Linked DNA regions of Mus musculus: regions 1, 2, 3 and 4 are each linked to region 5. A link is a loop called in an ENCODE intact Hi-C map of the cell type or tissue named here. Cell type or tissue: heart. All regions are shown on one strand.

Region 1 (5,000 bases), 120 kb after region 5:
AAGCCACCCTCAAGGTAAAGCAGGGTGAAATGGGGCGATCCAGCTCAGGGATGGAGACTGAGTTGACAGAGGGAGGGGCTGGTGGGTGTGAACACGTTTGTGTTTCATGACCTCAGCATCTCTTAAGTGCTTGTCTTCCTCACACAGGAGGCAGAGCAAGGAGGAAGAGGCCAGGGAGAGAGGGAGGGGGCACCAGCCTTATTCTTTAATGTATTGATTATTATGTCAAATACAATACGCCACAGCTCAGTGCTCACACGGAGGGCGGAGGACAGCTTTGGGGGCGGGGTTAATCCTCTCCTTCCACTTGTATGTGGGTTCCAGGGACCAAACTGAACCAACAGCTTGCTGGGCACAGGCTCCCAGATCCACCTCTGCGCTGAGTGAGAGGACAGGACCTTGCCTTTGGTGGGGACATCTTTGCCAGCAAGTGGGCTCCGCTTGTCCCCAAGCCTGACCACTGGACCTGTTCAATTCCTGAGGCCATGGTAAAAGGAGAAAATGGACTCTATGATTGTCCTCTGACCTGCATACATGCGCCAGGTCATGTTCGTGCTCTTATCCACAAGTCCCTCCAAATAAAACAAACAAACAACAACAAGACCCCCTCCCCCCACCCCACCCCGTGAAAAGCTGAGGGAGACAGTCTTGCTTTTCTGTTTCGATGATTTTAAAGTCGCGTGGCTTCTGTGGCCAAATCCGGGGGGGGGGTGGGGGGGTGGGGCTGGCAGCTAGGGACACACAGTTCCCTCGCTCTGGGTCTCCTGGTTCTCTGGGCTTTCCCTCTGACCAGGACCACATCGCTGCCTGGATTCAGGGCTGCCCTGTCCCCTCAGCCCCGCTGCTTGCATCCCCGCAGCCATCTGGCAGAGTAAGGCAGCCCGATCTTATCTCCTCCTTCGCTGGCAGGCCCAGCTCCACAAAAATAACTTTATCTGGAAATAAAATAAGGCAGCGAGTGTCCTGGCCGTCCTGTGCCCCGAGGGGGGTCTCACTCCTGAGACTGCGCCTGCGTCCTCTCCGGAATGGCCATGGAGTGGATGAAGTCACCGGTACTTGGGGGCTTTGGAACCTCCCGGGGCATTGGACGCTGAGACACCAGGTCCACTCATCTCTTTCTGTATTTGGATGGCGGATGGCTCTGGTCCCCGCACCCCACCCTTCCCGGGGCAGGAAAAGGGCATGCCCCTGTAGCGGCCCCGGCTGCATTTGCGTCACCCAGGAATGTTCTTTTTCTGGCTCGCGCTCTGGCATCGGCGGCGGCCGAGAGGCTCCAGGAAAATCGTAAACCGTGCTGAATGGCACCGTGGTAACAGTCGGTCCCCACGGAGCACGCTTGTGAGTTGTCTTATGTCAGGATGAACTTGGCCAGGACGCAGAGGCCACCAGCTGTGTGTGCACGTTAGCTTTCTGGTTGAGCAAATCTGGAACAAGTGTCCTCTCGGTCCTCCTCGGGAGGGTCATCTCGGGCCGCCCCTCTCAGAACTGCCCACGAGCCCAGCCAGAACCTTTCTTCCCAGGCTCACTGTGGGGGCTGGGTGCGTCACACACAGGAAACACTCGTGAACATGAATCCAGCCTCAGCTCTGCCACAGAAGAGCTGTGTGACCTTGCGTGACTCACTTCACCTCTCTCAGCTCCAGTCCCCGAGATTCAGCATTCCTGTCTGTAAAATGGGGGGATGGGGTGGGGTTAGCTGCTCCCTTTGTCTCCCTTTGTCAATCAACTATTTGAAGCAGTTTCAACTACAGACTGTCAGCGGAGGACACAATCCTCCTCAAGTCATCTCTCTGCCCCTCCCGAACACACCACCACATGTGAAGATGAGTCTTTAAACTGGCAGTTTGCCAAGGCTAGCCCCTGCTACATACTGACAGGTTCCTAATTGAATCTAGTATCCCCAGCAATGTCTATCAGTTGTCAATCACTTATCTTTTTAGCAGAAGTGGTGTGCCCCAGTTCACACCACTTCCCTGCTATGTGGGGCTACCTGTATTTATTAATATTAAATTAACTTTCCCCCTGGGCTAGGGATGTAGCTCAGTTGGCAGAGTTCTTGCTCAGAGTGCAGGAAGCCCCAAGGTTCACACTATTATCATATAAACTGGGTGTGGTGCCACACCTAGGAAACACCAGCACTCAACATGCAGAACCAGGAAGATTAGAAGTTCAAAGCCATTCTTGGATGAACAGGCATTCAAGGCCAGCCTGGGCTACATGAGACCATAGTCTGCCTCAAGAAACTCTTTAGTAAAAATGGTGCTCTTGGTATTCACAGAGAAAGTACACTGGCACCTGCCCATCTCTGCCCTCATTATCTCTCTCAGTGTTGTGGTGACAGGCAAGCCCAGCCATCCTTCTGTTCTTGAGCCCTGGCCATAGAGGAGTGCATGCCACAAGAGCCAGGGGTGCTGCTGCTTTCTTCCCCCTCCGTTCTTAGTTTTCTTTTTGAGTTGTGTGGTGTGTGTGTGAGGGTGTGTGGTGTATGTGTAGTGTGTGTGTGTGTGTGTGTACATGTGTATATTTGTGTGGAGGCCAGAAGAGGGTGTCAGGTGCCTTGAAGCTGGAGTTACTGGTGGCTGTGTGCTGCCTCACTGTGTGTGCTGGGAACTGAAACCTGGTCCTCTGCAAAGAGTAGCGCATGCTCTTAACCACTGAGCTATCTGGCCAGCTCTCACCTCTCTGAGTGGTGGTGGTGTGGGATTTCTTTCCATAGTTTCTATGTTAAATCTCGGGATCCTGTGGTTCCAAGATTCCCAGAGGTCTGAGGACTCCTTCCTGCCAGAACCAACCAAGGGATTTTTAAACACACATGACCTTCCCAGGCTGGTCCTGAGGGGCTCTCTGGGTCTGCAAAACACAAGGTTTTCTTGTGTCTCAGATGAAACCCAAGGGTTTGCTGACCTACCTGGAGCTCACCTTATGCAGAGATGGGGGCTCCTCTGCGCCCCCTGGTGGTGAGATGTGCATGCCTGTGGCTGCAGCTGTGGGCCTGAAGGGAAGGAACTTCCTGCTGAGGTCTGGGGCTGGTCAGGGTGTACCATCCACCCCAGAGTCAGGAGCAGCTGACCCTGCGGTTTACGGCCCTGTGCACCAGCTCTCTCTGTCTCATCTGTGTCCCGGAGGCATCTCATCTAGTATTATGACCGAGAAGCCTGTGCCTGGGGCAGGACCCCAGGAAGCGGCTTCTTGGAGAAAGAGCTTGAAGTCTCCACTGCCCAAGTCCCCCAACCTTGCCCCTGCTCAGAGGTTCTTGGCAGCACAGGGGTTTGTTCACACATGGCAAGTGGGGAGGGCCTGGTGGGGAGGGGGGAGCCTTAGGGCAGTTCTTGTGTGTCATACCCAGAGTGCAGAGGGAGGAGGTGTTCCTGGTGTGAGGTGTTCCTGGTGTGAGGTGACCTAGATCTGCCAGCTTGTCCAGGAATCACACTTTACCCCATGAAGGGTGGGAAGAGATCAGAGAATGACACAAGGAGAAAAGAAGAGTGAGAGACAACTGGGGAAGTTTAGTCACATTGGGTGCAGCATGTGCAAAGGTCCTGTGGCAGAAGGACCTCAAGTTTGCAGCTAAAGCAGAGGCTGCCAATATGGGGCCAGGACTGCAGGGATTGAGTCAATGGGGGGCTGGGGTGGCATCTGTGAGCCCTGTATCACTGAAGGAAGGTCAGGGTTTGGCATCGTCCAGTCTGTTTTACTTTCCTATGTGTAATGCCTACCCATGATTGAGAAAGAGTAAGTCCCTGCCCCACTCCCCGCTAAACCGACCAGTTTCCTTCCCGCTTCACCTCCTCCCCACAGTGCTATACCTCTATCAGTCTGGGTACCTTCCTGCCTGTTGGTTCCAGGAATTTTCCTCACTGGGCAGGTCGTGAATGAACACACTCTCATCTCCTCCCCATCCAGAAAGCCCCAGACTAGAGAGAGCATCCAGCAGCAGCCTAACAAGGGGGCATGCTGGAAACGGCACTTGCTGTATACGTAGGAGTGCCACTTTCCCAGGAGGCCAGAGAGGAAAGAGATACCCACGTGGCATTCAGTGTCTGCAGCTATGCTTGGCCAGGTGAAGAAGCTCAGGGCCTATGCTCTTTCCGGGCTGTCTTCAGAGGTGCTAGGCTCAGAGGTGGGTAGGTGGGTGAGTGGGTTGGTGATACATGAGTGGAGTGATAAGGGAAAGTATGTGTGTATGCATGCATGCATGCATGCATGAATGAATGGAGAGATGAGTGGGAGGGCCGAGGGGTAGACAGGTGAGTCCCATTCCAGGCACCATCCTGAGGTGGCAGTACATTGTGACTTCCATTGTGGCTGCCAGAGAGAAGTTTCCTGGCACTGAGCTGCTCCTCGTGAGGAGGGGAACAGTGTCCAGTGTCCCCTCACTTCTGACCCTGTGCTCTCCTAGGCTTGCTGGCAGGCTGGCATTCACTCACAGAGAGACCCCTAGGTTCCAGGGCCTCCAGGACTGCACTGTCAAGAGAAACAGCTCCAGAGTCTCTGGAACCTGGGAGAGAAGAGCGATGCCATGTGGCCATCGCAGCAGGGACAGCCAGAGTTGTGGGGATTCAGTAGGAAGAGAAAGAAATGCACTTCCCGCCTGCCAGGTGCTGCCTTACCCCTCCTGATTTGAGGGGAAGCTCCCCAAAGCCTGGGGTTGCCCCAACAGGGCCAGACCATTCACAAAGCTTGGAGCTTCTAACACCAGGGTACCCTGCAGTCTGGAGCAGCTGAGCCCACAGGAGGAGGAAGCACACAGGGGAGGTGAGAGAGGAGAAGGGAGAGCCAGCCAGAGATGTGTAGAGGCTTTGCTCAGACCAGAGGCTTATGGGAAGCTGAGAGTGTTTTTAAACCTCAGGTCTAGGGGATGCTTGCTGTGGTCCCCAAGGTCCTGCACATTGGAAGGGATAAACCTTTGTCTTGGGGACATCAGAGTCGGAAACATGACAGGAAAGGACATTCCCCAGGAGAGCGTCTATTCATGTCCATCGGAAACCACCACCGCCAGC
Region 2 (5,000 bases), 270 kb after region 5:
CCTCACAGGGAGCAGAGGCTACAGCCGCCTCCCCAGGTGTTTGGAGGTATCTTGAAGGGCGGAAGAGGTGTCTTAGTGGTTAGAGCACCGGCTGCTCTTCCAGGGGACTTGGGTTCAAGTCACATCATCTCATAGAGGCCCATGAGCATCTGTAATTCCAGTATCAGGGGATCTGATGCCCCTTTCTGTCCTCCAAGTGTACTAGGCACACTCGCAGTGCTCAGACATACATGGAGGTAAAATTTAACAATAACCTCCTTGAGATTACTCGCTGGGCCATGCTGCCCCCTTTAAGGTGATTTGATATTGATGAGTCACGTGTTGCAAAGAAATAACCAAGTTTTTATTTGTGGGTGTGACTTCTAATAACAACTTTTAAAACATACTTATTTTTATATGTATGTTTCTATGTGTGTGGATGCCGCACATGGGTGTAGTACCCACAGAGGCCAGAAGAGGGCGTTGGATCTCTGGGAATTGAAATTACTAATGATTGTGAACTGCTTGAAGTGGGTGCCGGGAACCAAACACTGGTTCTTTAGAAGACAGCAACCAAGTCATCTCTCCAGCCCCAAATGACAGGGCGCATGCATGCACAGGCACAGGCACAAAACTAACCAATTACATGCATATCAAATCGCCACGCTAGGGGGCAGCATTTTCTGGAAAAGTCATGTTTTAAGCCCTACCAGCATGGCGTATTACTTTCCCCTCCCCCCACCCCCAGTCATAGCATTCCCTTTCTTTCACGGTGGCTGGGGTGCTTGGTGGTGAAATGTTTATGTATTGGGGAGTCTGTATCTTGCTTTGCTTCTGTGGCGGGAAAAAGTCTCTAGTAAATGAGTTGGATTGCTTTCTAACCCACTGTTGTTTGTTTTAAAATCCAAGCTGTGGCTTTTAAGTGAATTATCTCTAAAAAGTGTAAAAGCATTTTTTCATTACAGACAAGTTGCTAATGAGCTAAATGAGAAGAGGAGGGGAGCGCGCAACTGCGCAGTTCTCCTGTGGAGCAGGGGCTCTACCCCTGAGCCACACCCCCACACCTCAATGGAGGACGGTAGGCAGGAACCCCACCCCTTGGGCCCCAATACTTCACTAAGAGATTCTAGGCAAGGTCTCCACCCCTAGGCCACGCCCCAGTACCTCACTGGGGCACTCTAGGCAGGAGCTCCATCCCTGAGCCACTCCCCCAACACCTCATTGGGGGACACTAAGCAAGATCCCCACCCGCTGGGCCATTCCCCCAATACCTCACTGAGAGATCCTATACAGGGTCTCTACTCCTGAGTCACACCCCCAAAAAAATCACTGGAGGGGCCTATGCAGGGGCTCATCCCTAAGCCACACCCCCAACACCTCATGGGGAACACTAGGCAGGAACACCCCTCCCCCCAACACCTCACTGAGAGATCCTAGGCAGGGCTTCCAACCCTGAGTCACGCCCCCCAAAACTCACTGGGGGACCTGAGGCAGGGCATTTCTCCCACTAAGCCATGGTTCTAGCCCCCATGTGGGGCATTCTAAGCCTGGGCTCTATCATGAGCAAAACCCCAAGCCCTCAATGAAGCAGCTTTTTTTTTAAAGGAAACAAAACAAGCTCACTCACTGGGGTGCATACTTGACAGTGGTTTCCTGTCCTGTGAGTTTCACCCTATAACACCACAGACCCCAGTTTGTTTATCCCTCTGTGGTCCCACGTGCCCTCATGATCCCTGGAACTTTCACAGGACCCTAAAGACTAAACTCCAGGAGATACTGGAAGCTGTGGGTAGACACCAAGCCCCACCCCCACCCCGCCTCCTTTGAAGCCCACCTTCCTGGAGCCCTTTGGGCTGGGAAGTGGCTCAGGGAGTAGTAGTCATGGGAGTCTGACATCCTGAGTTCAGTCCCCACCACCCACATGGAAAGCTGGGAGCATGAAAGGCACCTGCAGTGTTGGGGAAGCAGAGGTCAGAGGGTCCCTGTGTCTCAAAACATGAGCTGGGGACATGGCTCAGCCATTAGAAACACTGGCTGCTCTTCCTGAGGACCTGGGTTCAGTTCCCAGCACCCACAGCAGGCAGCTCCGGATATCCAGCCCCAGGGCATCTTCTGGGCTCTTCAGGCAACTGTAATTGGCCACACATCCATACACATGTAATTTAAAATGTTTAAAATAAAACGTTTAATAAACAAAATAAGTCAGAAAGCAATAGAGGAAGATAGGTGATGGGACCTTGGTCTCTGCATAAGACACACACACGCATGCACACACATGAACACATGCACACACACATACACACATGTACATGCATACACACATGCACACATGCATACACACATGAACACATGTACACGAACACATGTACACATGCATGCACACACATGCATGCATGCATACATACATGTACACACATACACGCACAAACACATGTACACGTGCATGCACACATGCATACATACACATACACACATAAACATACACACATGCATACACACACACATGAACACATGCACATACACACATGCATACATGTACACATACGCACACACATGATCACACAGATTTGTGCACACACATGAAATCATGGCTGCAGCTCTTCCAGGCCCACTCCTCATCCCTGGTGATTCATCAGCACTTATGGGAATCTTCCCAAGACTGCGTCATCCCCAGCACCAGCCAACAGCCTCCCCTCTCCACTGCCTTGTGCTGAAAGGAATGTCAAGATGAGTTAATCCAGCCCCACATGGAACAGAAGAATAAGCAGACCAGAGAGGTTAAGTGACTTGTTCGTGGCCGCACAGCTAATTAGAACCAGATAAGTCCCACCTCTGAAGCTTCTTCTGCCCTCTCCGGAACGACTCCCAGGCTCACTGTGACATCTCAGAGGCTCTGTGGCTATGACACCGGCAGACAGGCTGAATGGTGACAGGCTGTAACAGTTACAGAATTCAGGCTTCTGGGATCTTCAGACTCTAGTGTCCATCCCTAGGCTAGCCACAGCTTAAGCTGTGTGTGTGTGTGTGTGTGTGTGTGTGTGTGTGTGTGTGTGTGTGTGTGAGTGAACTGGTCGAAGATAAAAAGGAACACTGGTGCCCTCTGCTGGACAGACAATGGCATGGAAACTTGACAGTTTAGACTGTCCCCATCTCTCACATGGGACATTCATTACCTCTGTTCCCCCACCCTTACCACCACCCCACCCCATCCCAAAGGGAGCTCCTGCTCAGAACCCGGAAGTGTGTTCATTCTCCCTTTCTTTGAGACAGGGTCTCACTCTGTAGCCTAGTTTGACTCTAAACTCACAGCAATCCTCCTGCCTCAGCTTTCTGAGTGAATCATTACATGCAAGCATCCTGCTCAGTACAGAAATGCTTTTCGAGGTGTGATGTTAGCTGGGTTGGGGACACATGCCTGTGATTCCAGCACTTGAAACACTGAGGCAGGAGGATACCAGTTCCAGGACACCCTGAGCTAGAGTCCAACGTGTCTTATCCATCCATCCTCCTACCTGCCCACACCACGTGTGTCCTGGGTTCCTGCTCTCTACTGAGTACTGTCCTGGGCATGCAAATGCTGCAAGAGCGGTGTGAGGAAGTTCTGCTCTGTGCGGGGATTTGTCTGGACCATGGCAAATCAGCAAACTACCAAACAAGTAAACTCTGTGACAGGGAATCGCGGTGTCAGAGGGAGGTGGCCCTCTGTGGGACAGGCAGAGGGAAGCATGCTCCCAGCAGAGGGGACATCCCACTCAAAGGCCAGCGTGGGGGCTGTGGCAAGTGACTGGAGATGAAGCCAGAGGACCTTGGTCAGGGATTAGGGGACAGAAGGAAACCAGTGGAGGCATGAGGGGACAGACCAGGTGGTATCCAAGCCAACATTCATCTCAAGGCTCTGCATTGCCGTAGCCCAACCCCTACCTCCCCTGGCCCACAGCCTCTAGCTAGCCCCACATGGCTGGGAGCACCATCTCAGAAGGGGGTCCTCTGGCCCAGCCTCAGCCCTGTGGAGCAGAGCCCAGCTGCCCCCTTCAGCCCACCCAGAGTGCGGCAGATTGAGAATTAACCTAAGCCACAGACTTTGGGGGTGCTGTGTGTCACGGATTCCAGGCACCAGTTCACAGTTACCCTCAAGCCTCCATCCCAGTGCCGACCACAGCGGCTCCCGACTCTGGGGCCAGGCTAAGGTTTCTGGGGTTCCCTGTTTCCTGAGCATCTCCCTCCAGTCTCTAGAAAATTGAAGCCAGAGAGAAAAGAAGCTTCCAGAAGGTTCTAGCACTCCGGGGTTAAAACTGATTGATGTTACATCTTGGAGCTTCACCTATTTTTACCTGCCTCTCCTGAGTGTGCTGTGTCTTGCACCCTAGCAACCCCTGTCTCTCCTTCTGCCTTGACTCCAGTGGGCTGGTCTGGCTGTGTGGGCAAAGAGGTCTCAGGGTCCAAGGCCACCAGCTGCCCTGCAGCTTCCTCTCAGGAAGGGGCCTGCCTTTGCTGTGTAGGTCACAATGACAATAGAGGCCAGCTGACTTCTGCCCCCAGGGTCAGAGGCCAGCAACAGACACCAGGGCCAGGCAGCCCCTGGCAGGCTGGTGCTGGCTCAGCACAGTGGTCTCTATGGGGGGCCCAGGAGGTCAGGCCCAGCTCCTGACTATGACATGACCTTTCCCTTGGATTTCTGCCTCTTGGTGATATCAGCATGGGGGAGGGGAGGTGTTGTTACAGAGGCAGAGAGAGCCCCAGGCCACTGGAAGGGGACTCAGGCTTAGCATTCCAGTAGGGAACTCTACAGGGCTCCTGAGCTTACTGCAGGGAGACCTCCACCTGGAAGCCCCTCTGGGAGTCACCTGTGACCCAGGGCAAGGCAGCTCAGGTCTGGGGTCTACCTTACCCTATCCAGGCCTGTTGAACAGGTTCTAGAAAATCACAGCCTCCCCTCAGCATCCACAGGGACTGGGCCCAGCTACCATAGGTGAAATGGAATCTAAGAGTCTACCCCAGGTCCTCCGCACTCACACAGTATG
Region 3 (5,000 bases), 200 kb after region 5:
AGAGAGCTATGAGGTGCTTCGTCCAGTGGGCGGCGCACCCGTGCTCACTCATCTCGGGGGACTCAGAGGTCCTCGATCTGCAGCATCTTGGTGGCATGGTTCGGGTTTCCTCACCCAAATCCTGTGGCCCCAGCTTTTTCCTTCTCCTGGCTGCATTGCTTTCCGCATCCCACAACTCTCTCAGCCCATCCCCCACTAAACTCTCAATATTGGAGCCCAATCTGTGCTGAGTGATAACCTCGCGGGCCTCTAAGGGAAAGTACACCACCACCGGTTGAACCCTCGGAAAAAGGGGGGTGGGGGTCCATCGTATTCAGAATTTCTTCCGCGTGACTGTGAATGTTAAGCTAGATTCACGGGAGAACTCTCTAGGGTTCTCAGTGAGGGTGAACTGGAAGACAGCAGCCACTAAAATCTTACAGGGATGTATTCGAGAAAGAGACCAGAAGGAGAGAGGGAGGATGCTGGGTAAAAAAAGCTGTTTGGATCTTATTAGCCTCAGCTGCTATTGGAATATGTCCCCAAAGTCCTAGAAAGGGAAGATGCTAAAGGTGGACAGGCAGATGCCAGGCAGAATGTGCCTAAGTGTGTGTATTCCCATGTGTGTGCACACATACGCATGTACACGCTCAAGTGCATATGTGTGTGTGAATGTTCTCATATGTGTGTACATGCATGCATGTGTGCAAATGTTCTCATATTTATGTGTGTATGTGTGTTTGTACAAGTGTTCTCATATTTATGTGTGTGCATGTTTGTATATTCTCATATTTATGTGTATGCATGTGTGTGTGTGTATGTGCATGTGCATGTGTGCATCTGGATTTTTACTCACAGTATCTAGCAGAGAGTAAACACTAAAGACACACAATGTATAACCTCTGTATAGATTGCGCCAGGACCCTGTGATTAGTGGGGGCTCCTGGCACTTCCTGGGCACGGGAAGATCACGGAGTGGCAACCAGGCTGGCAGTTTCCCGACCCCATCGCTGTGCCTACTGTGTCATTTGCGGGTATTTACAGAGGCAGCAGCTCAGCTGCATCTTCTCTGACTTAACACATTTGCAGCAAAGGGTTGTAAACCTTCCAGTGAAACCTGCCCACGAGCTGCCTTCCTTGGAAGCCATCAGGCTCTTGGGACATTGAGGCAAATCCTCAGCCTGCCTTGTGAGGGGTGACAGTTGGCAAAGCTACAAAGAACCAGTCTGAGTTATTGGGGGGGGGGTGCTGCGCACGTGTGTACTGAGAGTGTGTGGGCGCGTGTTGTGTGTATGTGTGTTGAAATTACTAACTTCCCCAGGCTAACGTGATATGCAGAGCTGGCCTGCCCACCGCCGTGGGTGGTCCTCCTTGGGCCCTCTGGAGGGGGATCGGATGGAGCGGGACATGAGTTTAGCAACATTTCCAATGGGGTAATGACAGCAGTAATAATGGCTGTCCCGCTTGGGAAGAGGAAATCAAAAAAGCCTACACGGGACAAAAATAAACAAGCGCGTAACGTCGGCCCAGGAGGCTGGCCAGTTCTGAACTTGGAGGACATCAAAGCAGGATTGGTTATCGGGCATCCCAGGCTCCAGGCTCCACTGAGCCCTGGCTCTCACTTTTATCAGCCTTGTGGATGTGGCCAGAGTCTCACAGCTGCACAGCTGTGGCTGCCCCACAGAATCCTGTTTCTGGGGAGGCTCAGACTGCAGCAGATTGATGGAGAAAGACCTTAAGATGACCCAGAGTATCACGGGGACAACAGAAATACCTACATTTAGATTCTAAATTCTGAACCACAGAAAGCAGGCTGAGGTCAGAAAGCATCCAGGATGGAGCCTCGCCACTGAAAGGAGCATGCCTCCTCCAGCAGCTTGTCCTGGCAGGGGCTGGGTGACCCTGAGCCAGTGGCCTCCCCTCCTGCTCAGATGGGGTGAATTATACCCAGCGTTCAGGCAGCCCGTGTGTTGTGTGTGCCCAGCTTCTGCCATGCCCAGACATGGCATGGAGTTTCAGTAATAAGGTGTTGATGAAATCTGTCCCCCAGATGGGCCCAGAGAGTTGGCTCAGCCGTGGGAGTTACAGGCTGCATAGGAAATGGACATCCCTGGAAATCCTCATGCTAAGCAGAGTGAGCAGACTCAGGAAGGAGACATGATTTTTTTTTCTCACACACAAAATCTAGATCTGAATGTGCAGGACATGGGATTAGGAGGGCCATTCGAGGAGAGGAGAGAGGCAGGGGAGGGAAAGAAAGGCCAACACCTGAGCCTGGAGAGATGGCTCAGTGGTTAAGGACATTGCCACCTCTGCTGTTCCCACTATCCCCAGGGTGGCTTACAGCAGCCAGTAACTCCAGCTCCGAGGATGGGAGGGTCTGGTGCCCTCTTCTGGTTGTCTTGAGTACTGCACCCAGGTCACGCACAGCAGAACAAGTAGACAGTCTTGCAAGATCAGCAAATAATGCTTAATTCCTCTCATGTATTGTTTAAGATGGATGGGTGGGTGGACGAATGGATGGATGGTCAGATGCACAGACAGACAGACAGACAGATAGATATTGTAGGGTAAGGAGACTTGGGGAGAAGAAAGAGTAAGAGAGGGTTGGGGTGACTGGCATCCATGTATAGAAATGTTATAACAAATTAACTCTTTTGTATACTAGAAAAATTAACAAATGTTTCAGCAAGGCAGGACGATGTAGCATGGGACTGAGGTTTGTTGCTGTGGTGACGGGCTGTTTTGATTGTGACTGTTGTTGGTACAGAAGTCTACACATGTCATAAGTGGTTAAAAAAAAACCCGCAGATGTTGGGGGCTGTTTGTGTGCTGTCTCAAGGTTAATTAAGTACTATCATGTAAAACTCGGGTTTGAGGCCATCATGGAAAGTGATGGGCACATCACATCCCTCAGTTCCTTCTCACAGCCATAGATACATGAAAGGAAGACCGACCAACAGGACTCCACCCCACTGGGCTCAGGTCCTGATGGGATCTAAGGGAGGGCATTTCCAGGGAGATTTAACTGAGTGAGCAACAGTCACTCCCACTGTGGGTGGCACCATTCCCTAGGCTGGGATGCTGGACTGAATAAAAAAAAAAAAAAAAAGGAGGAAGTGAGCTGAGCGCCAGCGATCATCTCTCTGCTTCCTGACTGTGAATGCCACGTGACTAGCCACCTTATGCTCCTGACACCATGCCCACAGCATCATGATGGACTGTACCCTTGACCTGCAAGCCAATTAAACCCTTCCTTCCTTAAATGTTTTTGTCGGGCTTTGGTCACAGCAACAAGAAAGTATAACACAGGTGCCATTAGCCCGCTTCACAGATGAGGAAACTGAGGCTACCCAGAAATCAAGGGACGAGTCCAAGATAACACAGTCAGCAAGTAGCACCCCAAGGTCTCAGAATGCAGACTAGTCCATTCCAAAGAAAGCCAGAATCCCACAGTGAACATCCGTATGGGAGCGGGGTGAGGCAGGTAGGTGTCTTGGATACAATGGTGGATGTGAACTTCCTGCGCCCTCTCTCCACACACTGGTGTCAGGGCTCTTTGACCAAAGGCACAGGCTCTTGACCTCCTCCCTTTGAGCTAGCTGCCAACCTGGTGGGATTTCTCCGTCCAGGCTCAGCTGTGCGGGGTGCACAGACAAGCCTCTGGTGCACCCGCTCCACCGCAGACTAGCTGTGCAGGTCTGGGCCTCCCAGGGAACCCGATGCAGCTGGCAGGGGTCCTCATATCCAGGGGCGAGGGATTGAGTCTCAGCTTCCCACCCCGGCTGTTTCCCAGACCCCTAATGACACAGTCTACTGACACCTGGACGGTGAAATCCGAGTGACTCGTGAGCACGTGAGGAACCAGCCTGGGAGCCCTGCAGTGGTGGCTCACTCCTTTAATCCCAGCACTTGGGAGGCAGAGGCAGGCAGATTTCAGAGTTCTAGGCCAGCCTGGTCTACAGAGTGAGTTACAGGACAGCCAGGGCTACACAGAGAAACCCTGTCTCGAAGAAAACAAAAAAACAAAAAAGGAACCAGCCTCGCCATCTTGTGTCACCTTCACCTGCCCCGAGCCTTGGGTTTGCATCTGTAAACTAGGGAGAGCCGCTGGGAGGACTGACAGTTGAATACCATCAACGCGCCTGCGCACCACAGGCCTGTCCACTCCCTGCTCCATCACTGGATAATACTGCGCTCATCACTGTCTTCGTGAAGGGAAGGATTCAATGGAGAGTCAGGAAGACGTGGGCGCCTTAAGCAGAAGCTTAGGCAGCAAAGCAGAGACTGGAGCAGGCTGACCAGAGGGCGGAAGCAGCCAGGGGGTCCTGCCTGTGGATCTTCATAAATATTTATGAGGTGTTTGGCATATTAATACGATGACCCTCCCTCTCTCTCCATCTTTCTCCATCTTCCTCTTCCTCCCCGAAATCGTGGTGGATGGGGTTTCCATTGTAGGGTTTTTCTTCGCGAGATCCTCTAAGGAAGCCCACAGAGGAGAGAGGGAGGTCAGAGCCACAGTGAGGACGCAGCTGTCTTGTCAATCCCTCCACGTGCAGTGACTGGGACAGTGCGTGGGGCCGTTTCTGACAGAGAAACTACCTTTCTGCAGCTTTGATAACAGCTGTCTACAAAGTGGCTTTTTAACCATCCTGGGACGCTGTGGCGTCCTTGGCTTGCTGCCTGAGCAGGAGACACAGTTGCTTAGGTTGGTTGCAATCCCTCTGCCTCCTCACAGATGCCTCCCTGTCCACCTTCCGGAGACCATGCACCACTATATGCAGAGCCCCTGCGTCGTGCCCGGAAGCGGACGTGACCTGAGAAGAGCAGGCTCTGAGTTCATTTGCATCCTGGCTTCGTGCTGGCGCAGCCAGGGCTTCCTTTGAGCAGCAGGAACTGGAAGAGCCTTAAACTTGTTTCACGTCGATTGAGTGATTGATTGCTGGATATGTGGTGTACTTGCAGGAGGGACAGGACAGCTAACAGGGAATCGTTTCTCTCCTTCCACCACGTGGGTACTG
Region 4 (5,000 bases), 420 kb after region 5:
GAGCCACTGGAGACCCAGGCCTAGCACGGAGTCCTTGCACCCCCTGCTGTTCACTCGGGATGTGACCGCCAGTTTCCCATATGTCAGTGATTTTTTTCCTGTGACTGAGAAATTATGGCACATGCCTTTAATCCCAGCACTTGGGAGGCAGAGGCAGGTGGATTTCTGAGTTCGAGGCCAGCCTGATCTACAAAGTGAGTTCCAGGACAGCCAGGGCTATACAGAGAAACCCTGTCTCGGAGGAAAAAAAAAAAAAAAAGCAAGCTTAAGAAAGAGTTGATTTGGGCTCATAATTCACGGCAGGGAAGCCATCCTTGAGCAAGAGGCAGTTGGCCACGCAGCATCCGAGGTCAGGAACAAATGGTGAGTGTCGGCACTCAGTTCACTGTCTTCCCTTAACTCAGTCCAGGGCCCCAGCCTAGGAAATGGTGCCGCCCACTTTTAAGATAAGGCTTCGCACCCAGTTAACCCTGTCAAGACGATCCCTCATGGGTGTGCTCGGAGGCTTTCTCCTAGATGGCTCTGGATAGCGTAGAGCTAGTCATATAACCATCATAGGCTATGCATAGACACTAGATTACAGCTACTTGCTAGGTGGTGACAAACTCTGCACCCCTGCCCTTCCAGCCTGTCCAAAGGCTGGGGCTCCCCATTAGGTAGGGTGGTGACCCCCAACTTGCCTAATTTCCAGGAAAACCAACAGGCTTATTAATGTCAGTTTGCCCCCTTGGACCCTGTTCAGCACCTCAGGGATGGAGGGGCCACACCTATGTGAGGCCAGTTTCCCAGGGGAGTCCTAGAAGTGAGTGTGCAGTGACTCAGGTCACTGGGGAAACCTGACAGTCCACAGCACCAGACTATCCACCTTTGAGCTCTTATCACTGGTTGCCAGGTAGTCCTACTACCACCTGCACCGTGACAGCAGTGCAAACTCCAGATGTCCTGAGAGTCCTGTGTCCCGTTCCTAAGGAGGCTCTAGTGACCATGAAAACTGTTCCACCAGGAACCACAGGAATTCAGGGGCCTGCCGGGCATCCTGTGTGAGCATGTTACAGGTTTGCTGAGCCTATTCTACCAGTATTGCCTCGGGACCCCATGGGTGTCAGCAAACGTCATGCAGCACTCAGAGCTGAGTTGTCACAAGGATGGTCGAAACTCACGGTTAAATGACCACACTGTGGAACTTCACTGCAAAAACTGGGAAAGCTTAGGGAAACCTCACTGCCTTGGATTTTTACCCTCTGTTCAAAATCCTCCATTTTGGAAAGCGCAAGCAGCCAGCGACCAGTGGATTGCCACCATACCAAGCGACTATCAATCATTGGATGATTTTTCTTTTCTTTTCTTCCCTTTTTTTTTTTTTTTTAATGTATGTGAATACACTGTCACTCTCTTCAGACACACCAGAAGAGGGCATTAGATCCCATTACAGATGGTTGTGAGCCACCATGTGGTTGCTGGGAATTGAACTCAGTACCTCTGGAAGAGCAGTCAGTGTTCTTAACCGCTGAGCCATCTCTGCAGCCCAACCATCGGATTCTTAAAGGAACAGTTTCCTCAAGGATGAGAATACCTGCTTTCTATGCTCATCCCCAAGTCTCACCTCGTCCATGCCTAGATCAACCTGGCACAGGTGTTTTCCGAAAGGAGTGGAACCCAGAATATCCCTCCCAAAGCAAGATGCTGCCCACAGCCTGCACTAGCTCAGCGGGCAGCTGAGGGAGACCCTGAGGTATTTAGGTCTGGCTGATTTCAGTGCTGACTTCATAGGGGAAGGGAAGCAAAAGAACAAAAAGATGAAGTAATTTTAGAAGCCCCCTCGAGGTGGGCCCACCCATAGGGTTTGGATGTTTTCCCTTACTAAGCACTTATGAAGTACCTATGTCCCAGGCAGTGTCCCAGGTGCTCCAACAAGACCAACATGGGAGGCTCCCACGTCGTTGAGTCTGAGTTGACTCCCACATCAGTCAGTCTTGGCTCAGATTTCGGATGCTCCAACTCTACACGGTTTGCTTAGATCTCCGAGCGCCCCCTGCTGTCCAGAGCTGAGAATACAGTGCATGGAAACAGCTGTGGTGGGTGCCAAACTCAGGAGACAGGGGCCAGTGAAGAGGCCCGGGAGCAGAAGACAACCCTTTGAAAAGGTATCTTTAGGCCCTTTTCTTGGCCAGAGCTGTGTGTCTCGGGAATGACAAAGGACGTAAGCATGGACCGGCGAGGTGGTTCCTCAGGAAAGTCTCCCATTGCAGAGCCTGAACGGCCTGAGTTGGACCCCCTGTGTAGTAGAGAACTGATACCCACAGGTTGCCTTCTGACCGCTGCACACTCAACATAGCACCCACGTACCCACCCACATATACAAAGTACATACTAAACGAATAATGCTCTCGATGTAACAGGATCTCTCTGGATGTAGTCCTGAAACTATGTAAACCAGGCTGCCCTCAAAAACCTGGCTCTCTTGGGTACTGGGATTAAAAGCAGGAACCACTACACTGCTAAAGATGGTTTAGGGTTGGATGTGGTGGCACATGCCTTTGATCCCAAAACTCAGGAGGTAGAGGCAGGTGGATCTCTATGAGTTCAAGGCCAACCTGGTCTACAAAAATGACACCTGAGAAACCCTTGTCTCAGGAAACACAAACCAAAAACACAAGATTTCTTTTTAATGCTGTGTTTATGGGGGGCATGATTCTGGCAGCGCAAGTGCCGGCAGAGCCCAGAAGAGAGCATCAGGTCCCCTGGAGCTAGAGTTACACAGGCAATTTGGAGCCATCTGACGTGGGTGCTGGGGACCAGACTCAGGTCCTCTGGAAAAGCAGAACATGTTGCTAACCACGGATTCATTTCCCCAGCTCTGAAATCACTCTTCTTTAAAGAACAAGCACAAAGCCTGGAGATGGAGCTCAGTAACCCAATGCTTGCCTGCGCGTGTATGAGAGGCCCCAGGTTCAAGCCCTGTACTGCTCCAGAAGGGGTAGGGACATTTGCGCTTGTTGAGACCCTTCCCTTTGGAGAAGACTTTATGCCATGGTGTGGGCCCCAAGACTCCTCCACCCCAGTCCTGGGGAAGCTTCAGAGGAGGTCCAAGGTGACTTCCCACCAGCCCAGGCCTAATGGAGTGCGACCCCTGCCAGTGCTCAGCAGTGGCCGCTTCTCAGATGCCAGCGGCGGCAATGTAAGTGGTGCCCAGTCGGAAAGCAAAGAATATAAAAGTGCAAGGTGACCAGAAACAAGGTGACCAGAAAGAAAGGTGCCGCACCTGGGTGCACAGGAATGAGCAGAGAAGCGGCAGGTGCACAGCCAAAGGCCCACCACTGGCCGACGGAGAAACAGCATTCTGCGCATGCGGACTAGACATGCTGCCATAAAAACAGTGCAGTAGAGCTGGGCGTGGTGGTGCATGCCGGGATGCTAACACTTGGGGTGCTAATATCAGAGGGTTGTCATGAGTCCCAGGGAAGCATAAACTATCTTGGAAAAAAAAAAGGACATTTCCTAGCATTCTGCAGGATGGTTTGGCTCTGATTTAGGTCCACAGCAAAGGGAAGTTCCATGTCTTTCAGTGGCTCTGACAGGAGCTGCAAACCTAGGGAAGGATGTGAGAAATCTTCACGACGGAGCTGTGCTCCCAGGCAGAAGGTCCGAGCTGACTCGGGGGGGGGGGGGGGGACCTGAGTTCCTGAGAGACGTGACACTTCAACCCTCTGACTTAAGTCCTCCATTGAAAACAACAGCCATCACTGTGACCTGAATTTATGTAACAACAACAACAAAAGAGAGAGAGAGAGAGAATGGAACCAAAAAACTAGTATCAAGTATACAAGTTTCGGGGCTGGTGAAATGGCTCAGTGGGTAAGAGCACCCGACTGCTCTTCCGAAGGTCCGAAGTTCAAATCCCAGCAACCACATGGTGGCTCACAACCATCTGTAATATGACCTGACGCCCGTCTGAAGACAGCTACAGTGTACTTACATATAATAAATAAAAAAAAAAAAAAAAAAAAGTATACAAGTTTCAATGAAAACCCATGACCGGTCTCCTCCACAAACCACTAATCCTACAATAAGGCTCCCAGTAAAAACCTGGAAGCCAGGCATGGTGGCACATGCCTTTGACACCAGAAAGGTGGAGGCAGGGGAGAGCTCTGTGAGTTCAAGGCCAGCCTGGTGTACAGAGCTAGTTCCAGGACAACCAGGACTACATAGAGAAACCCTGTAGCAAACAAAACAAAACAAAAAAAAAGAACGATTATATGTTTGTCCCAACAACTAAGGACATTAATACGCTCCCAGGAGAAAAAAGAAAAAGAAAAGTGGATGTCAACTCAAACCCTGTGTCAACGAGAATGACTCATCACAGGCTAGGATTGCTGAACCCCAATTAAAACCATGTTGAATATGAAAATCTCAAAAAAAACAAATAAAAACAGATTTTTCTAGATTATGGAGAAACCACAGCGGGACCATGGCTCCTGCTCGGCTTGCTGTAGCCATGCAGAGAGCCCAGGCCCTGCTTGACTTCTTGGACCACCGTGTCACAGCTACGCTTCGCTAGGCCCCCCTCTTGCATGAGCACCGTCCAAGCTCAAGGATCTCTTCCCTTCCAGACAGGGTCTCTGGTGCTTACATGGGACAAGGTAGTAGGCTGAATCTTCCAAGTCCTCATCAGGGGCCAGGCCGGCACTCACAGAGCCACTGCTCTGCAGGCTGCAGCTCTGCTGCTGCCAGCTTGTGGCAGAAGTTGGAACATGAGGCATGCTGGGCAGTCATCCCTTTACCGGCCACATCCCAGCTTTCTCACTGCAATTTGGTTGTCAGGGTCTACGTAGCCCTGGTTGGCCTAGAACACTCTGTCAGCCGGACTGTCCCCAAACTTACTGTCATCACTCTGGCTTTGCTTCTGCCTTCTAAGTGCTGGTGTGGAGACAGTGTCACCATGCCTGGCCAGCTGTTAGAGCCTGGCCTGCTCTGCACAGCCCCAAAGTTACCTCTATTCA
Region 5 (5,000 bases):
CAGCAGGAGAGGCCAGAGCAACAGCAACCATTGTTCTGAGGAGCGAGATGGGAGGCTTGAAGGCTAGAACTCTAGAGAAGAGGCTGCTGAGCCAAGGGGTTACTTTATAGGTCTTGGGGTTTCTGTTCTGTAGAACACCGTGGCCGAAAGTCTGTCCATATCATGGCATCTTACCTGTCCATATCACTGTCTGTCCTTGAAGGAAGTCAGGGCAGGGGTGCGAGTCAGCTGATGCAGAGAGCATAGAGGAGAACTCCTCATGGCTTGCTAAACCTGCTCTCCTGTAGAGCCCAGGACTGCCAACTTAGGAGTGGAACAGCCCTCCCGGTCAGCCATCCATCAAGAAAGGGCACCAAAAGCTTGCCCACACGCCTGCCTACTGGGGACATTTCCTCAATTGAGGCTCCCTCTTCCAAAAATGACTCCAGTTTGCGTCAAGTTGGTATAAGACCAGCCATCCCGTTTGGGGAAGGGTGTCTGTCCCTTAGGCACCCACAGACCATCCCAGCACTCTGGATGGCCAGGCCCATGAAAACACACATTTAAAGACACAGGCCTGATGGTTGTCTGTGGTCTGAGATGCAGTTTTCTGTCTTTATAGAAGGAGCCAACACAGGCTCTCCTCCCAGTCCTGGCCTGATGGTGGGTCTTGGATAGCTGGGATGCTGTTACCTGGCAACCCCACATCCCAGGCACCTGGGCCTGATGCTGTCCTCAGAGCCCCAGCAGAAGTGAGGAAAGACAGCCATGTTCCAGCGCCTTTATCTGTGCTCTGTGACTAGCACCTCAGATAGAAGATATGCCCTAAAGAGAACATCAATTTTATTACTTATGGATTTCCTTTTGTGTTCTGGGTTTTGTTTTTTTGTTTTTTGTTTGTTTTTTTTTTTTTTTGGTTTTTGTTTTTTGTTGTTGGTTTTTTTTTGTTTTTTTGTTTTTTGTTTTTTTTGAGATAAGGGTTTCTCTGTGTGGCCCTGGCTGTTCTGAAACTTGCTCTACAGACCAGGCTGGCCTCAAACTCACAGAGATCTGACTGCCTGTGCCTCCCACCACATTCAACTTCAAATTTCCAAAATATCAGAGGCTCTCTACAAAGTAGATCTGCAATTAGACCCACATCTAAGGGCTGTGGTGTAGGTGCCACCCAGTCCGTGGCACTCTTTAGTAGAAGCTGCCCTCGGACCTCACACTCCAGAGTCCCCTTTCCTGTGACTGGGAGAAAGGTGTCCCAATAACTTGAAGCACCCTTTGGAGCTTGGTGCAGCTTCCTAGGAAATGCTCCAGCCCTTCCCACCGGAAGTCATCTCCCCAAGTCTGGCTAAAGTCATACCATACTTGGCTTAACATCTGGAGACCAGTCCCATGTAGTGATGGTGCTGGGCTGCCCCATGGAGAGAGGGCCAGGTGCCCAGCACTGCCAGGACCGTGTGCCAGTTTGGAAGAGATCCCAGGCCAAGCGGAAGAGCCCCGAGGAGCCACTGAGGCAGCTGTATAAAAAACGACTTATGGTCTTAAGCCACTAAACTTGGGGGCAAATGTTTGCTTCCTTGGTGATGAATCCTATAGTCTCACCTCTCAGACGGTTATGGGCACACATAAATCAGGTGTTCTTCTGAAGAATGGCAAGTCACAGGGTATAGGAAGAGGGTGCACCGTAAAACCCCCCACCCCCATTACAATTGCGATTGAGGCTCCTCAGGCAGCTGAGTCCCAGAAGCCGAGCCAAGTTGCTCTTTACCCCCCCAGTGAGCAGGATCAAGCCAGGGGCGTTTGGCAGAAGAGAAAACCTACCCTCCCCTGTGCAGCAACGTCAGTCTTCCTACAGCAGAAGAAACATGGACTTGGTCTGTGGCATGGGCATGGGGGTCACCCAGGGTACTGGGCCTGTCCTGCATCCTTTGGTTCAAGCCTCTCACCTCTAGGCTTTGGACGCTGTCCTTCGGTGCTCCTGTGGCGGCCATGCTGGAGGTCCCAAGGACACTGGAGGTCTCCCCCATCCTTACCATGCTGCCAAACCCCAGAGAGTCTGGGTCACCCCAGGACCGCCACAGAGATGTTCAGACAAGCAGATTTAAGTAAGGAGCTGCACTTCTGCTCTCTTGCAGGAACAGGGCTGTCTCCTGTGAATGGAGCCCTTTCTTTTTCAGGGTCATAGATCTCGAGGGTTGAAATGGGAGCTGACGTGTGTCTGTGTGGAGTGGATGGATGCGCCACACTTTGGTGGTTGGAAGCCATAAGCACCGGCCTGGAGGTCTAACATGGCTCCCACCTGCAGGTCCAACAAACCCACCAGAAGGAGCAGCTTTCCAAAGAAGGGTCTCAGGCCAGAACTGGCTGAAGTCCTGGAGCCTGGCCCTGTTGAGTGGAAAAAACTGTTCCCTGGGGGAACACTGACCTGCCACAAGCAGGGGCCTTCAGGCCAACTGGAAGCCGTAGCGGCTTGTCAGAACACAGAGAACATTCAGTGGTTGAAGAATTCCAAGTCGGAGCCACACTCCGCCCGAAGGGTGGGCTGGGTTTGCAGTGTCTTCTAGCTGTGTGACCTCAGGCAACGGCTCACCCTCTCTGTGCCTGAGTTCTTTCTTAACGCTTTTGAGACTTGCAGTAGACTTCTTAGGTCACCCACCATGCACCAGAGGAGGGGAGCAAAGTTAGGAGGAGGTGGAGCAAGGAACTCCACCCAGTGGACCAACTGGAGCCCTGAACCAGCACATCTGTTACCTGCTTCTCTAGGGGCCACAGGGTCTCCATGTGCAGGGTCCACGGGCCACAAAGTCGCCTGGGGTTGGGCTGGAAGTGACTTCAACCTTCCACTTTTCTGAAGCCCTATCGTTCGTGCGACTAGGAAAAGACAATTAATTCAATTTCCCCTAAACTCTCCCAAACCAAGGGCCTTCTATAGGGTCCGCTCATCTGGGCACATATGCCTGCCGCTTTCCGGAGTTCTAACATGAACTGTAAGAAACGGACAGCAGGCGGCGCTGTCTCCTCGTGAGAGAGAGCTAGGGACAAACTCCCAGGGTAGTCTCGGAGCTTCTCAGGCAGTTTCCGAGGTTCCCTCTCCTTTTCAAGGGTTGCCTGACCTTGAGCTCTCTCCCTGTATTGACACCGCAACTAAGTATGGCCTGTTGCTACCCCCACACACACACACCCGCCCTCTGCCTACCTGTTGCCCTGCCCTCCCTCCCGTGTAGCCGGAAGGTCACACTCAGGTCCATCTGTCTGACCCAGCCCCACTACTGGAGCGAATGCTGGGGTCCAGTGAGAGCCCAGGCCTGTCAGCTCCCCCCACCCCACCCCACCCCCGTCACAGAAACCCAGAGACATCATGTGCCCGTCTAGAACTTGCTTTCCAGGACACATTCCCAAAGACAGTCGAGTTGTCCTTTTACAGGGACATCTAAGAACCTGGCATTCTTCCACATGGTCGTGACCTGGGACAGTCAGGGAACATGGGGTCCCTGCCTCCCCGGTGTGATGTCAGTAGTTTTAATAAGATGCTCAGAGAGGTTTAGCATATGGTCCCTCCCCAGGCCAGTCCTGTGTCACCACAAGGCCACTGAACAACAGAACTATGCTAGAGCAATGCGGGCTGGGTCCCAGCTGTACTGTCTGCCCTAGCCAGGCAAACAGACCACTGAAATGGCCCTGCCGGCACTATGGCTGAGTTTAGAAGGGCTAACTCCTTGCTCAGTTCAGACTGCTACACCCCATTGTCTCTCGGGTGACCCAAGCCCAGTGACATCCCTTCAGGGGATCCATGTGAGCCTTCCAGGTACTAGAAACAGCGGCAGGACCCCGCATCTGGTCTCAACAAAGCACGCACAGTCCCACCTTGGTAAGCCAACCCTTCCATCATGCTTTGCTCAAAGTGGGCGTCTTCTATATGGCCAGCCAGGTAACTGTGGACAGCAACTGGCAATGGCAGGGCTGTGCCCACCTGTCCCCTATGGAGGAGTCCAATGGCAGGCATCCACGGGTGCTCCCTGTGGGTGGATTGGGCATCTGTAGCCATTACCTGTTGGATCATATTCCTCTCTGGGCTGTCAAAGCAGGCCAGAAAGTATCACAGGCTTGGGAGCAGAGATCTATGGTACATGGCACCCTAAGAGTGAGACCCTGGTTACAATACCCATGGAAGAAAGTGGGGGGCGGGGGGGAGGAGTGGGCGGGAAGTCAGGAAATACAAGCTGGAAATAAAACTCATTGTTAAAGCTCCAGGGAGCCACCATCTTTCTCTTCGGTAGCTCAGAGTCCAGTGACTGGTACTGCAGACCCCCGTCCCCGCCCCTGGGAGGGTGCTTGCAGGAAAGAAGACCCCCTCCTCTCCTTAAGGCGAGCCCACATCTGAGAAACAGAATCAGGCAGCCACACCCTACTGCCATTCACAGCTTCTCCGGTCCTGTGTCAACTTTTGCTTGACATTTATTTCCACTGTACCAAATGGCTGGAGGAAGAAAGGGAGCCGGCAGAGAGCCCTGGGGGGGAAATAGGAATGGCAGTCTCTGTGACTCTGGGAAGTCAGAGTCCTCTGGCTGGGAGCTGTAGCCCTTCCTGGCTCAGTGGGAAAGCGGAGCTGGGACTCCCTCAACATTTCCCTTCTGCTGACAATGGGTTATCAAGATTGAAACAGGTCAAGGCTTTGGGCTCAGAAAGCCCAGGGCCTGAGCCCCAGGCCTTTATTTTACCCCTGTCCTCTCTGAGTTTGGCTTTCGTGCCTGCGGTGGGGGGAGGGGAGAGTGAAAGGGGTTGTTGTGAGGGTGGGCTTTGGTGTCCCCTGTGGAGAGGGCTGGGCTGCTGGGATAAGAATGTTTCCAGAATGCTGCCTGTTACCCTGGTCATCCAGTTTTTCCCAAGCTGCCACTGAAGGCAGAACAGGCAGGAGAGGGCAGCAGAGGCCAGACCAAGCCACCTCAGCAGGGTCTCCAGGAGTTGATCCAAGGAAGACCTCTCACTTCAGCCCTTACCGCAACTCCTGTCAAGCTGTGGGGAGGACCTGC

Evidence for each region. Hi-C counts contacts between places; a loop is a spot of excess contacts. Peaks named below come from ENCODE experiments on the same cell type or tissue, not always from the same donor. Only the 100,000 strongest peaks of a DNase experiment are listed, where the experiment ranks them.
Region 1: it touches region 5 in a loop (9-fold over the local background); 18 of 42 quality-filtered maps call a loop at or near these places.
Region 2: it touches region 5 in a loop (8-fold over the local background); 34 of 42 quality-filtered maps call a loop at or near these places.
Region 3: a loop joins it to region 5, with 6 times the contacts of the local background. A loop is called at or near these places in 22 of 42 quality-filtered maps.
Region 4: a loop joins it to region 5, with 5 times the contacts of the local background. A loop is called at or near these places in 30 of 42 quality-filtered maps.

The regions. Positions count from the first base shown.
Region 1 is chr8:120,968,508-120,973,507 of GRCm38, reverse strand. No RefSeq gene overlaps it. Among named protein-coding and RNA genes, the nearest start is that of Gm33579, 53 kb to the left of the region's middle. In heart, a CTCF peak has its summit at 2,958 (motif pointing left); DNase peaks (open chromatin) are centred at 1,217 and 3,017; H3K4me3 peaks cover 1,324 bases; H3K27ac peaks cover 1,203 bases; H3K27me3 peaks cover 2,526 bases.
Region 2 is chr8:120,819,651-120,824,650 of GRCm38, reverse strand. No RefSeq gene overlaps it. Among named protein-coding and RNA genes, the nearest start is that of Gm33199, 35 kb to the right of the region's middle. In heart, CTCF peaks have their summits at 452 (motif pointing right), 2,906 and 3,109 (motif pointing left); a DNase peak (open chromatin) is centred at 3,120; H3K27ac peaks cover 274 bases; H3K27me3 peaks cover 2,815 bases.
Region 3 is chr8:120,895,590-120,900,589 of GRCm38, reverse strand. No RefSeq gene overlaps it. Among named protein-coding and RNA genes, the nearest start is that of Gm26878, 18 kb to the right of the region's middle. In heart, a CTCF peak has its summit at 2,383 (motif pointing left); a DNase peak (open chromatin) is centred at 2,349; H3K4me3 peaks cover 861 bases; H3K27ac peaks cover 1,471 bases; H3K27me3 peaks cover 3,828 bases.
Region 4 is chr8:120,675,649-120,680,648 of GRCm38, reverse strand. No RefSeq gene overlaps it. Among named protein-coding and RNA genes, the nearest start is that of Cox4i1, 9.9 kb to the right of the region's middle. In heart, CTCF peaks have their summits at 30 (motif pointing left), 2,034 (motif pointing left) and 4,744; a DNase peak (open chromatin) is centred at 2,038; H3K27me3 peaks cover 948 bases.
Region 5 is chr8:121,090,848-121,095,847 of GRCm38, reverse strand. It overlaps a transcript of Mthfsd not described here. Among named protein-coding and RNA genes, the nearest start is that of Foxf1, 9.0 kb to the right of the region's middle. In heart, CTCF peaks have their summits at 2,959 (motif pointing right) and 4,887 (motif pointing right); a DNase peak (open chromatin) is centred at 2,987; H3K4me3 peaks cover 337 bases; H3K27ac peaks cover 267 bases; H3K27me3 peaks cover 4,324 bases.